Regions from separate parts of the Homo sapiens genome. Here regions 1 and 3 are each linked to region 2. Evidence: chromatin loops called from intact Hi-C (ENCODE). Cell type or tissue: mammary epithelial cell. All regions are shown on one strand. Links, peaks and the distances in the headings refer to the core of each region. The heading gives the core; the rest is flanking DNA. Region 1 has its middle 22 kb from the start of CDV3. Region 2 overlaps SRPRB (SRP receptor subunit beta). Region 3 overlaps BFSP2 (beaded filament structural protein 2).

Region 1 (4,302 bases), core at 249-4,248, 220 kb after region 2:
GTGCTGGGATTACAGGTGTGAGCCACCGCGCCCTGCCACTCAGCTCCTTTTCTACCATCCTGAGTAGCAGTCTATGGCAGACATACTTGACAACAACTCAGGCATACCCTGGGAAGTGACCCTGTGGTCTAAGAAGAATGTATGTTTGGAGTTCCAAGTTAAGGAATCCAGGAGTGGCCAGTCCAGAGACTGACTCCTTATCATCAATGACGGATGTCCATACCCCTGCCCCATTCCTTGGAATGCAGGCTGTATAGGGGATGGTGGCCCTTTGTATTGGGTTAAGTGGAAGTTGTTAGGTAGAGGTTGCTATGTGAAAATGACATGTTAGACTGCATGCTTTTAAAAAACAGTAGCAATTTTTGGCCGGGTGCGGTGGCTCATGCCTGTAGTCCCAGCACTTTGGGAGGCCGAGGCGGGCGGATCACGAGGTCAGGAGATCGAGACCATCCTGGCTAACACGGTGAAACCCCGTCTCTACTAAGAATACACACACCCAAAAATTAGCTGGGTGTGGCGGCGTGCACCTGTAGTCCCAGCTGCTGGGGAGGCTGAGGCAGGAGAATGGTGTGAACCTGGGAGGCAGAGCTTGCACTGAGCCGAGATCGCGCCACTGCACTCCCGCCTGGGCGACAGAGCGAGACTCCGTCTCAAAAAAAAAAAAAAAAAAAAAAAAAAAAAAAAAAAAGGAGCAATTTTCCTGTCCAGCCCACTGCTCCTGGACTGTTGTGTAATGTAAGTCCACAATAAACCCTATGTCTCATTCACTGGCTCCACATCTCTTCTTCAGCCTCCCTCACGTGGTACCATCCCCACTAGAGTCAATAGCAGTCTGGCATGACAAGTAGTAGCATTAAGCAGAGCCATCTCATGCTTGTTTAACATTTGGAAATCTGCAATGAAAATTATCAAGTTTTGGCTGGGCGTGGTGGCTCACACCTGTAATCCTAGCACTTTGGGAGGCCGAGGCCGAGGTCAGGAGTTCGAGACCAGCCTGGCCAACGTGGTGAACTCTCATCTCTGGGAGAAAAATACAAAAATTAGCTGGGAGTGGTGGTGGGCGTCTGTAGTCCCAGCTACTCAGGAGGCTGAGACAGGAGAATCGCTTGAACCCGGGAGGTGGCGGTTGCAGTGAGCCGAGATTGTGCCACTGCACTCCAGCCTGGGCGACAGAGGGAGACTCCGTCTCAGAAAAAAAAAAAAAAGAACTTTCTGCTGCTTTGAGGGGAGACTGAAGAAGTCAGGCTCTAATGCATCCCTGCTGACCTTGGGATGGGAACAGGGCAAACAGCATTTTCAAGTCATTTCGAAGGAGCATTTGGTTATCATGTTCCTTCTCTACCCTTACTTAAATCTAAGGTGAAGAGTGGAAGCAAAGCCTCATGGTTAAAAACATGCTGGAGCCAAAACACCTGGGTTGGAGTCCTGGCTCTTTCATTACTAGCTATGACTCCAGCAAGCTATTTAACCTTTCAGAACCTATTTTCCCCTCTTTAAGGGGCTTTCAGGGTTAAACGAGTCAACATTTGTTACCTGTTGCCTGGCTCAAGGTTAAAAACTATACAATTTTTTAAAATTCCAGTAAGTGATTTAACACTTTTGCCAGCTGGAGCTAAGGTTTTAAAAAAAGAAGAGGATGTCAGGACAGAACAAAAGAATATAATGGGAGCTTGCAACCTCCTCTTCACTCCCATTACCATGGTGCCACTGAGGTTGGGAGTCCCTGACTTCCCTGTTTAATTCAGGTTCTAATTAAAGACATACATTTGAACTGTAAAATCAGAGAAATCCAATAAGGAAGCCATAGTAGTCCCAGCAATTTATAATAAAACCAAAGACAAACCTAAGAGATTCCAGTCTGTGCCCACACCTCATTATGAAAAGATGCTTAAGTATAACCCACATGATCTTTAAAAGGCAGGAACTGGTGAGTAAGGTGAGTCACAGACCCAGAGTGTGTAGGTGGTACAAGCTACACTTGGCCTGAGGTTCTGATTCTTAAATAGATGAGCTATATGATTCTGCGGCTGCCAAAGCTTATCTCTGGTAAGGTTAATTATGGTTGAATTCATAGTCACCAGGAAGAATAGCAGAATTCTAAAGAAACTCTTAAAACCCAGAGGTGCTATAACTGAGCAACATAATGAAAGGGCAAATTTAAAGTGGCCAGGGGTAGTGTAAGGCAGATTAACATTTACAGTGAGTAAACTCAGGAATGGTCAGATCTGCTGTCAAAAGACAAGTCAAACATCATGGAAGTATTGTTGGAGAAGGATAACGAGTAGCTACAGAAGTTACATTGATGATGAGGCAGTTATCTAAGAAATGACAGATAAGATATTAAAAATGGTCTTTATATACTGATAACTACTGAACTACAAAAATGTGTAGTTTTGTAAAAAATCAAAGAAATTTACTATTTCAGTTGACAAGTCTTTCCCTCCAACTTCAGTATCCACTTTCCCTCATTTAACAGTATCCAAAAATGCATTTAGGAATATGATAATCATTTCTGGTCTAAGCATGCAATTTAAGGGATTTCCTGCTTGAGCTAGCCCTATGGTTGTCTTCCAACTGCCTACTAGGGAAATAATTTATCATTTTTTGACATAACCCAGTGGTTCCCAGATTTTGCTGCACATTAGAACTATGGGACTTGAAAAAACATTCCTCTGCTCGGGTCACACTCCATACTAATTAATTCAGAATGTCTGGATGTGGGAGTCGGGCATCACTTTTTTTTTTTTTGAGACGGAGTCTTGATCTGTAGCCCAGGCTGGAGTGCAATGGTACCATCTCGGCTCACTGCAAGCTCCGCCTCCCGGGTTCGAGTGATTCTCCTGCCTCAGCCTCCTGAGTAGCTGGGACTACAGGCGTCCACCACCGTGCCCGGCTAATTTTTGTATTTTTAGTAGAGATGGGGTTTCACTGTGTTGGCCAGGCTGGTCTTGAACTCCTGACCTCAGGTGATCCGCCCACCTCGGCCTCCTAAAGTGCAGGGATTACAGGCGTGAGCCACCGCACCCAGCGAGTTTTTTTTTTTTTTTTTTTTTTTTAATGATTCCCAGGTTATTCCAAAATGCAGCAGTTTGAGAACCATGGACATAATCTTACAGAGTTGCTCCACTTCTTATGATTAAAATTGCGAAGGCTGGGTGCTACTCTCCATCATATTTGGAGATGAACCATTTTACAGAGGTTTCTTGGGGCATGCTTTGACTGGATCCCTGAACAGTTAGGTTGAGGGATTAAAAAGACTTTTAAAGTGGATGACTTAAATCCTACCCATCGTCTGTATTACTATATCCAATTATTTAGAATTCTAGTTCCCACTTGGGCTGCAAATTCAAAAGAATTGAACTGCCTTAATGATTACTTTTATGTATATCCTAAATTCCTGATGTGAACATAATTCCTATTTTAGATAATACAAATAAGATTATTTAAAGCAATTATTTCTAAGGCCAGGTGTGATGGCTCACACCTGTAATCCCAGCAATTTGGGAGGCCGAGGTGGGCAGATTACTTGAGGTCAGAAGTTCAAGACCAGCCTGGACAACATGGGGAAACCCTGTCTCCACTAATACAAAAAAAAAAAAAAAAAATTAGCCGGGCGTGGTGGCATGCGCCTGTAATCCCAGCTACTGGGGAGCCTGAGGCATAAGAATTGTTTGAACCTGGGAGGCAGAGGTTGTGGTGAGCTGGGATCGTGTCACTGCACTCCAGCCTGGGTGACAGAGTGAAACTGTGTCAAAAAGATAAAATAAGCAATTATTTCTTACTCAATATATCACTCATAATATTCATTATCTTTATTTCAAGCCCAGGAGAAGCAATTCATAACTTGCCTGCATTCTGCAGGCCCCATTAGTACCTAGTTGTAGTAACTGGTGAATTAAAACCATTACAAACCTGCAGTTTCAGGATGCTAGTTATTAGAACACCTGTCCATATGACTTTCTAACTTCTTGGCTCTCCTTCTGATCTGACTACCTCCATTAATTTGTTTGCACTCCCTAACTTGAAATCGTGACCTCATTTGTTCCTTTGTCAGTCTAGACACCCATAGCATGACCTGTCCTAAATTCCTACCCCACACTCTTAACCTCCTGACATCTCCACCTACGTGTACCTACCCCAGACCAATTTCACATTCTAACAGAGGGAGATAAACAACCAAAATGTTTAGTGTGCTAAATAAAGAGTAAGAACTACAAGCCAGGCATGGTGGTTCACACCTGTAATCCCAGCACTTCGCGAGGCTGAGGTAGGAGGATAACCTGAGCTCAGGAGTTTTGAGAT
Region 2 (4,302 bases), core at 255-4,254:
TCTCCTTGTAAGCTTTAGTTGGGCTTGTCCCTGAGTGTGTGGGGTAGGAATAGGAGTGTGTTCTTGTGTATGTTGCAATCTTTAGGCTCAGGAGACAAGGAGTTAGACCTGAGTCCTGACATGTGCACTCATTTGTACTCACCATTACATTCTATTTAATTGCTTTGAGCCAGACAGGCTGTTTTCTTTACCATGAAATATACTAATCATTCAAAAAAGCCTTGTGTTTAAGAAGACAGCAAAAAACATCACTTCAAAAAGGCAACTTTTTTTTTTTCTTGGCATCAATGAATATGCACTTCAGAAATCTACAGAGAACTTTTTTCACTTTGTATTTGTTCCACAGCATTCTAGCCAGGAGTACAAAATAGGAGCTCTTCAAGCAGCACATGAAGATGGCCCAGGAGCCTTCAGCCATCCAGAGCAGCAGAGCAGCACCTAAATCTCCACACACTTCCCAGTATAACCACTAAGAACACACTAGACCCTTGGCATTAGGGGATTTATCATTTCCAGTTCTATTATCTGGGAATGACTCCAAGGGTTTGTGACAAGCTTTTGAAACGTAAGTGCTAAGACGAGTGTGGACAAGTCACTGAGCTAATGAAGAATAGACCCACTGTCTGCTTGGCTCTGCTATTTTGTACCTGTCTTCACATGTGGGGAAACTTCATAACTGTGCCCACAAATCAGAGAAATTCGCAAAGGACTAGACAATGTATTGCCTGTGAACTTCAGAGGCAACTGGAAATAGTGCAACTGGAAATCAACTAGCTTCATACATAGGCGGATTTGTTTCCAGGGACCAAAAGCACAGAAGATAAGAAAACTTTTCAGGTGATGGCCATATTCTCATCATATCCTCTCTGTGTGGAGTCTGCCTGTTGTCACAAAAACCTTGACCCTACATCAAGTTACACCTTAACAAAGGGAAGATACAGGCATCAGATAAAAGGTACTTGTTTGAAAGGCAGCCATAAGGGAGAACTGAACTTAAAAAAAAAAAAAAAAAAAATTCCAAGCTGGTTTCAACAGTACTTTGTTTCCAGAACAAAGAAATGTTTCTAACCACATCTTGTACCCCTTCCTCATCAACTCCAGACTACCACAGACCTTTTTCCAAAACTGTGTGTCACACATCCAGGTCTTGTGCTTTAGAGCTGCCTCTCAGGCAATTTTAGCCAGCCATTTCTCCAAGTCCTGGATGTCAGCAGAGCCCACGTCCCCTCTTCCACCCTTGGCACTGCACTCCAGGAACTCCACTTTGAGGGGCAACTGTGAGAATTCAAACTCTTTGCCTTTCTTCCCCAGCTGAGCAGGGGCAGTGCTGGAACTGTCCAGTGTGCTGGGGGCAGCAGAACGGGTAACTCGTAAGGTGTTGCTGTGGGGCAAAAGGAAAGAAGTCAGGAGGCAAAATTTTTATACAGCAATTAAATCATATTAGTTTCTAAACATTTCAGCACTCATTTAAAACTTAACTATAGAATTGCCAATTATGCTATTAAGATTGTTGAATAATCCTTTGCATTTATAAGTCCCTCTCTTGGACAGAGAGGTGAGGTAGGTGGGGCGGGCTGGGGGGGTCAGACCTCACAGGGCTAGAAGGCAGGTCAGCAGTAGACCAGGTCACACCAACTTTCTTTCAGCCCAAGGCCCCCTTCTAAGAGGATCTACTGAATGAAGCCGTCTAAAAATATATTTTTAAAATACATGCTTTAAGTGTTATAAAAACATAAGTTTCTGAAAGTTAAGTGTGGGTAGATAGGGTATGTATTTTTATCTTGAGTCTATTTGGATATGGAGTTTAGAAATCCACCAACTCCAGATTCTCATATCTAACTAGGGCAGAATTACTATTATCCAACCTCTTTAACCACCAAAACCTTCCCAATGTAAGTCCCCTTACTGCCACCTGCTGGCCCTAATAAAGGGTGCATAAGCAACACTCATTTGTCGGCCTCCCCTTCCCCTTTCTGCTATCCAGAAGCAGAGGAATACATGCTGCCAATCTTCTTTCTTACAAAATAAAGCATTTCTTGTTCTGTAAAGTTGCTTCAAAATTAGTGAAGAATCCACAGGCAAAACTAAGCAATACCTTGTTTAGGAAGGAACACACACACACACACACACACACACACACACACACACTGTAAAAGTATTTTTAAAAAACAATACAAAACTGGATATTGCTGACCTCTTGAGGGAAAAGCTTTTGGGGAGAAACAGGGGCCTTCTAGGCATGGTGGTGAGTACATAGGTATTCATTTTAATATTTTTTAAGCTTAATGCATGTGACATATATACTATTATAAGTAAGATATTTTACAATAAAAATTTTTTAAGGAAAAAAGTAAAACATGTATTCAGCTTTTGCCACAAGGCCATGTAAATATAATATACCGTGTTATTGAGAGACTATGAAATGCCTCTAAGCTAACAGGGCCTAATTCTCATAAATCTGAGATTAAAATTAGTCAGATTCCGAATTTTAACTGATGTTAACCTTTACAATTTGTCAACATTTTGTTTCACTGCCTTTTAAGAAAGCATTGCCTTTCAATGCTTTTAAAAAAGGATTGGCTTCTGTATTGTTTTTCTCTAAGTCTATAGAGTGAAAAGCAAACAGCCTATGGAAAACATGTGTTTTAACCACGGGAGACTTGGACTGTACTGTTAAAAATAACCCAAGACTGATTCACAAATAACATTATGACAGTTTTGGCTTCCCCAAAACAATTCCCAACAATTTCAAGAGAATTTTTAGAAAAACCCAACCATCCAATTGTTCCAATGTCCTTATTAACCTAATGGCAGCAACAGATACAATCCAAGAGAGTGAGCATCAAGAGCACAGGAGGACAGGGTGATAAACTCGCAGCTCCAGACGGGAAAGGAACCACTGAAAATGGCATAGGCAGGGCTGGCAAAATTGTTCTGCAAAGAGCCAGAAATTAAATATTTTGTCGCATATTTTTCTTCTGTTTTTTACCTGCCCTTTAAAAATGTCGATTTACTCTTGGCTTGCAGGCCCAGGCAGGAGTTTGCCAATGCCCGAAGCTGACTAGATTCTACCAGACTCTAAGCTCCTGAGTACAGGAACACATTTCCTCCTACAGCTGCTCCCAACTGCAGTCTTGGCATCCACTAGATGCACTACAGGTGCTTCTTAAATGAATAAGGGAGTCAGTAAGTCATAGTGGGGAGAAAAGTTTCTAAAAGTTGAATTTATACAGTTTTTCCTCATCAGATCCTTTTCAAGGCCTTACACAAAAGCAATAAGAAAACATAACTTGCTTTACTATAAATGTTGATCATTTCTTCTACACCAGCTTTTGGCTAGCTCTTACAAATTGGCATAACGCAGAAGACATGCTAGATGCCTTAAAATTCAAAAGCTTATAGCTCAATTTACAAACCTTGAAACACTCAAAGCAGGATATATAATATTGCCAAGTATTTTAACAATCTAAGAAGCTATAATGTAGTATCAAAGACTTGTAGTCTTCCTCAGTGTTCTGTTCTTATTCTGTCAACAATAATTTCCAAAGTGGCTTTTAAATGTTTTAATTTCTTTTTTCCTGATTCTCAGTTTTTATTTTTTATTATTTACATGCATCCTTAAATACCACTTCACAGGCATTATTGAGTGGTGAACAAACACTTCCACTCACTGAAATAACACCGTTCTCAAGTTGGCATGTAAACTTTTTTAGCTTCTAAAACCTTTCAACTATAAATGATTTAGTAACAATGGTAAAATAAATTAAGTTTATGGTTTCAAAAAAATCTTCTTTCCATGAAATTTTAAAATATCTATAAGCACCCTAGTAAGTTTTTGTGATTCCATTATTTTGTAAATTATTTAACAAATATTTATCACACTAATCTTCAGTCTATAATTGTGATAATCACATAAAACCAAACAAAAGAAACATGAATATGCTGCTTACAGTCTAAGTGTTAAGATATATAATTAACCAACAGGCCTCTTTCACACTTACAGTTCTTTCTCCAGCTGCTGTTGAATTAACTTTGCTGATTTTGCCATTGCAATATCTGTAAAGAAATAAAGACACTGTTGTAGTTTAAACGAGAATGAGTTTTTTCCCCAAGACTTCTTACACAGAAGGAAAATTCCTATTTAAACCAGTAAGTTTTTCTCTTTTTTTAAAAAAAGACCTTTTATCACTAGTTCCTTCTCTATCAAAGTAAGCTTTATACTTGCACTAGGGGCTTTCCCAAGATAATGCTTATAAACATATTATGCTGGTGACCCTAAAACTGACTTTAGCTTTCCCTAAA
Region 3 (4,302 bases), core at 192-4,191, 370 kb after region 2:
TGAACATAAACATTGTGGATATAGTTTAGGGGTTTCATGGAGCCTTGAGGAGTGGTTTTTCAAACTTGAATCCCCAAGCCTCTCAGGATCTCCCACAGGTAGGGAATGAGGGGTGTCCTCCCTTCAACCCAAGAAACTCCTTTATATATATATATATATATATATATATATATATATATATATATATATATATATATATATATATATATATAAATGGTGAGCTGAAGGCTCTGATAGGGGGAGCCTGCAGGGTGGAGCCAAATCCCAGCTATGGGAGAAGAAAATAACTGCTTTCCCCTTGCTCCAGTGTGGCTGTCTTATTTTGTTTCATTTCATTGAATTACTTTTTTTGTTTTTTCTTTGAGACAGAGTCTTGCTTTGTTGCCCAGGCTGGAGTGCAGTGGCACAATATCTGCTCACTGCAACCTCTGCCTCCCAGATTCAAGATATTCTCGTGCCTCAGCCTCCTGAGTAGCTGGGATTACAGGCATGTGCCACTGCGCCCAGCTAATTTTTGTATTTTTAATAGAGATGGGGTTTCACCATGTTGGCCAGGCTGGTCTCGAACTCCTGACCTCAAATTATCCACCCATCTTGGCCTCCCAGAGTCCTGGGGTTACAGGTGTAAGCCACCAAACCCTGCCATTTTCATTGAATTCCCCACTAGCAAAGCTAATCATTTCTGTTCCAGCTTGGCCTGGGGCACACTGGGGAGCAGGCAGACTAGGGTGTCTCCCTTTCCCAGTTCTTAATCACTCCTGTCTCTCACCTCTGGTGCCTGGAGTTCTCCTTCTGGTTGATAAAGAACTTGCAACTCATTCACATTTAAGTATCAAAGGACTAATATTGGCTTAAAATAGTGATTTATATCCTTCTTTTAAGGTAACAATTCCTACCCTCCAAAATTAAAGCTTATAGAAAACCTATGTACAGTTGTCCTTTGGTATCTATGGGGTCTTGGTTCCAGTCCCCCACGGATGCTCAAGTCTCTTATATAAAATGATGTAGTATTTGCATATAACCTACACACACATCCTTCCATATACTTTAAATCATCTCAAGATTACTTATGATACCCAATACAATGGAAATGCTATGTACATAGTTGTTATTTATTGTGTTATTTAGAAAATAATGACAAGAAAAAAGCCCACATGTTCAGTATAAACGCAATCATCTATTTTTTAAAAAATATTTTGATCTACAGTTGGTTGAATCCATGGATGTGGAACCCATGGATGTGAAGGACTGACTGTACTTTGCACTAGTGGTTCTCAAAGTGTGGGCCCTGGACCAGTGGCAGCAGCATCACCTGGGAACTTGTGAGAAATGCACTTTTCAGCTCCTGTTTCAGATGGACCTATCAGAATCTCTGCAGGTGGGTCCCAACAATTTGTGTCTCAGCAAGCTTTCCAGGGGCTTATGATGCATACTCAACCTTGAGAACCCCGGTTTCACATGGCCCTGCCCCCAGGCCTGCTCTAGCTGCCTCCCTGCTGCACCTGGAATCCCTCTGTGCCTTTGCACCTGCTGCCTCCATTGAGAGCAACTTGTTTCACTACCTCCCCACTCCCAGCCCTCAGTCTGAGAAAGCCTGCTCCAGTATAATGCTCATTTCAAACACGGCTTCCCCATGAAACTTTTCTATTTATTCACTCATTCATTCTTGCCTTAATTTCTTCAGCACATAATTACTGTTTATGCCAGGCTCTGTCCTGTTTGTTGAGAAACCAGCCGCTACTGTAGGAGATGAGGTTAAAAAGGTAGACAAGACCAGACCATAGAGGGAAGGCCTTGGGCACAATGGAAAGGAGTTGAGATTTACTGGGAAGCCTTTGAAAGGGCTTGAGCAGGTTACAGAGGTGATCTGTGCACTAAGTGGACCCTCTGACTACTGTGGGAAGAGAGGATTGGAGGAGGCAGGAGAAGATGCCAAAGAACCAGTCGGGAGGCTCTTGCGGTGGTCCAGGGAGCCCATTTTATTAATGATGGTGGCCTGGACGAACGATGTGATCATAGGGTAGGTGGAAAAATGTGGACTAGTTTAAGATGCATTTGGGGGATAGAACAGTCGGTTCTTTGTGGTGCAGTAGTTATGGGGAGAGTGAGGGAAAACAATTAGGGGTGACCGCTCCGTTTCATCCTGAGCTGTAGAGAGCATGGTGGGGCCTTTGCTGATTCTCTTCCTCCCTCATTGGCTGGTTCCTGCATCTGAGTCACAGCCCACCCCTGTGGCACATTATCCCTCTCTTACCACATTTAGTATAAATACTTTGTAGACAACGACAGTGTTTTCTTATTCTGGAAACTGGCTCCTCCATTCACAAGCATGGGTCAGTTGCTTAGAGTAAGTAATTCTAAGATTTGGTTTCCTCCCCCATAAAATGAAGATAATAATACTCCCTTCCTCCTGGGAGAATTAAATGAGCCAAGGTGTGTGAGACTCAGCGTATGTGTGACTCAGCAGATTGCCTGGCACAGAGTAAATATTGCATGAACGGTAGCCATTATCATCATTGTTATTTGTCTTTGTACAAAGCAGTTGTTCAATGAATGTCGAATGAATTTGATGGGTTTGTGCAGTCTGGCACTGATCCTGCTTTACTTTTCTGAAGTGCACAGGCAGTTGAATGAAGACTTCCATCTAGTGGCTTGATATATATATATGTATATATATACATATATATTTTTTTCCTTTGTTTTTCCTGTCCATAGTCATCTGAAAAGTCCTAGTCATTTGTACCATGATGGTGAGGACTTTATCTCTTTCTATAATACTACTCCTGTTTTCACTGCGGATGTAGTTATTAAAATAAATGAGCTGGTGGTGGTGGATGAGAGATTTGACCATCATTGTGTTAAAGGAAAGGCAAATACAAGCAGCGTTTTAAAAAAGGTTATCATTTGGGCCCAAGGGTACAATGAATGGTTTGTTTGGAGTAAAGATATTGGCATTCTGGCAGCTAGAGCTGCAGGTGTGGGGAGGAGGTGGGTAAGACTGAGCTCCTGGGAAATTAAACTCAGCTGGTGCAGTGGCAAGATGCAAGATTCCCTTGGAAACCCTTCCCACATTTATTTGACTTTCAAGTTTAGGATGGATGTTCAGCATAACTTGCTTCTAGCAATAAAGGAATGAGAAATAATTCTCAGTCCCTAGCACCCCAGTGATACTGCTCTTAATAACAAGGCCACCGTATTACCAAGCCCGGCAGATGCTTCTCTGTGCTCATATTGACCTGCTGGTTGCATTTGTCACAGATGTACTTTTCTGTCTCGGCTTCCATGACACCACTCTCTCTGGACTTCCTCCTACTTCATTGACCATTCTTTCTTATTATTCTCTGCTTCACCAGGTTTTTCTTCCTTATCTGACCTCTAAATGTTAAAGTTTTTCAAGATTGGGTCTTGGTGCTTCTTTTTTTTAATCACTAAATGGTCTGATCTATCCACACAGATTTAAATGGCATTGTATGTGCTAATGACTTTCACATTTAAATGTCTATCTCAGAACTTTCTGCTCAGCTCCACACTTGCATACTCACCCTCTCTTTGAGGTCTTCACTTGGCTATTTCTCAGACATCTCAAACTTAACATGTCCCCGAATGAAAATCTAGATAATTTTGGCCGGGTGCGGTGGCTCACGCCTGGAATCCCAGCACTTTGGGAGGCTGAGGTGGGTGGATTACCTGAGGTCAGTTGTTCCAGACCAGCCTGGCCAACATAGTGAAACCCCTGCCTCTACTAAAAATACAAAAAATTAGCTGGGCGTGGTTGCACGCACCTGTAATTCCAGCTATTTAGGAGGCTGAGGCAGGATCATGGCTTGAACCCAGGAGGCAGAGGTAGCAGTGAGCTGAGATCGCACCACTGCACTCCAGCCTGGGCAACAAGAGTGAAAATCCATTAAAAAAAAAAAAAAGAAAATCTAGATAATTTCCCCACAAATCTTCCCTTTCCCCACCACCCCTTGATCCTCTTCATCTCAGTAAACAACCCCAATGTCTACCCGGAAACCAAGGGATCATCTTGATCTCTCACTTTCTGTCATCTCCCACATCTCATTTATCACTGAGTCTAGTCAATTCTACCCCCACAATGTATCTCAAATCCATTTATTTCTCTCTACCTCTCTTGACATCACCCTAGTGCAAGTCCCCATCATGCTCTCCTATCCCATTATAATATCCCATTGTAATATCCTTCCAACTCCCTGATCTGTACCTCCCTCCTCCAATGCATTCTGCATCCTGCTTCCAGAGTGGGCTTTTTAAACTCTTAAAATCATATCATGTCACTCTGAT

The links. A loop is a pair of places that touch in the nucleus more often than their neighbours do. Peaks named below come from ENCODE experiments on the same cell type or tissue, not always from the same donor. Only the 100,000 strongest peaks of a DNase experiment are listed, where the experiment ranks them.
Region 1: a loop joins it to region 2, with 4 times the contacts of the local background. A loop is called at or near these places in 2 of 110 quality-filtered maps.
Region 3: a loop joins it to region 2, with 5 times the contacts of the local background. A loop is called at or near these places in 2 of 110 quality-filtered maps.

Annotation. Positions count from the first base shown.
Region 1 is chr3:133,593,188-133,597,489 of GRCh38, reverse strand. No RefSeq gene overlaps it. Among named protein-coding and RNA genes, the nearest start is that of CDV3, 22 kb to the right of the region's middle. In mammary epithelial cell, for the core only: no CTCF peak of the experiment used is centred there; a DNase peak (open chromatin) is centred at 1,949.
Region 2 is chr3:133,816,632-133,820,933 of GRCh38, reverse strand. It overlaps SRPRB (SRP receptor subunit beta), which reads right to left. Exons shown (of 7, transcript NM_001379313.1): 6 at 4,002-4,056; 7 at 1-1,381. The coding sequence ends at 1,168. Among named protein-coding and RNA genes, the nearest start is that of SRPRB, 13 kb to the right of the region's middle. In mammary epithelial cell, for the core only: a CTCF peak has its summit at 1,916 (motif pointing left); DNase peaks (open chromatin) are centred at 613 and 1,923; H3K27ac peaks cover 1,053 bases.
Region 3 is chr3:133,442,481-133,446,782 of GRCh38, reverse strand. The region is part of intron 1 of BFSP2 (beaded filament structural protein 2); the gene reads right to left. The region is part of intron 2 of BFSP2-AS1 (BFSP2 antisense RNA 1); the gene reads left to right. Among named protein-coding and RNA genes, the nearest start is that of BFSP2, 45 kb to the right of the region's middle. In mammary epithelial cell, for the core only: CTCF peaks have their summits at 812 and 2,599 (motif pointing left); a DNase peak (open chromatin) is centred at 2,502; H3K27ac peaks cover 610 bases.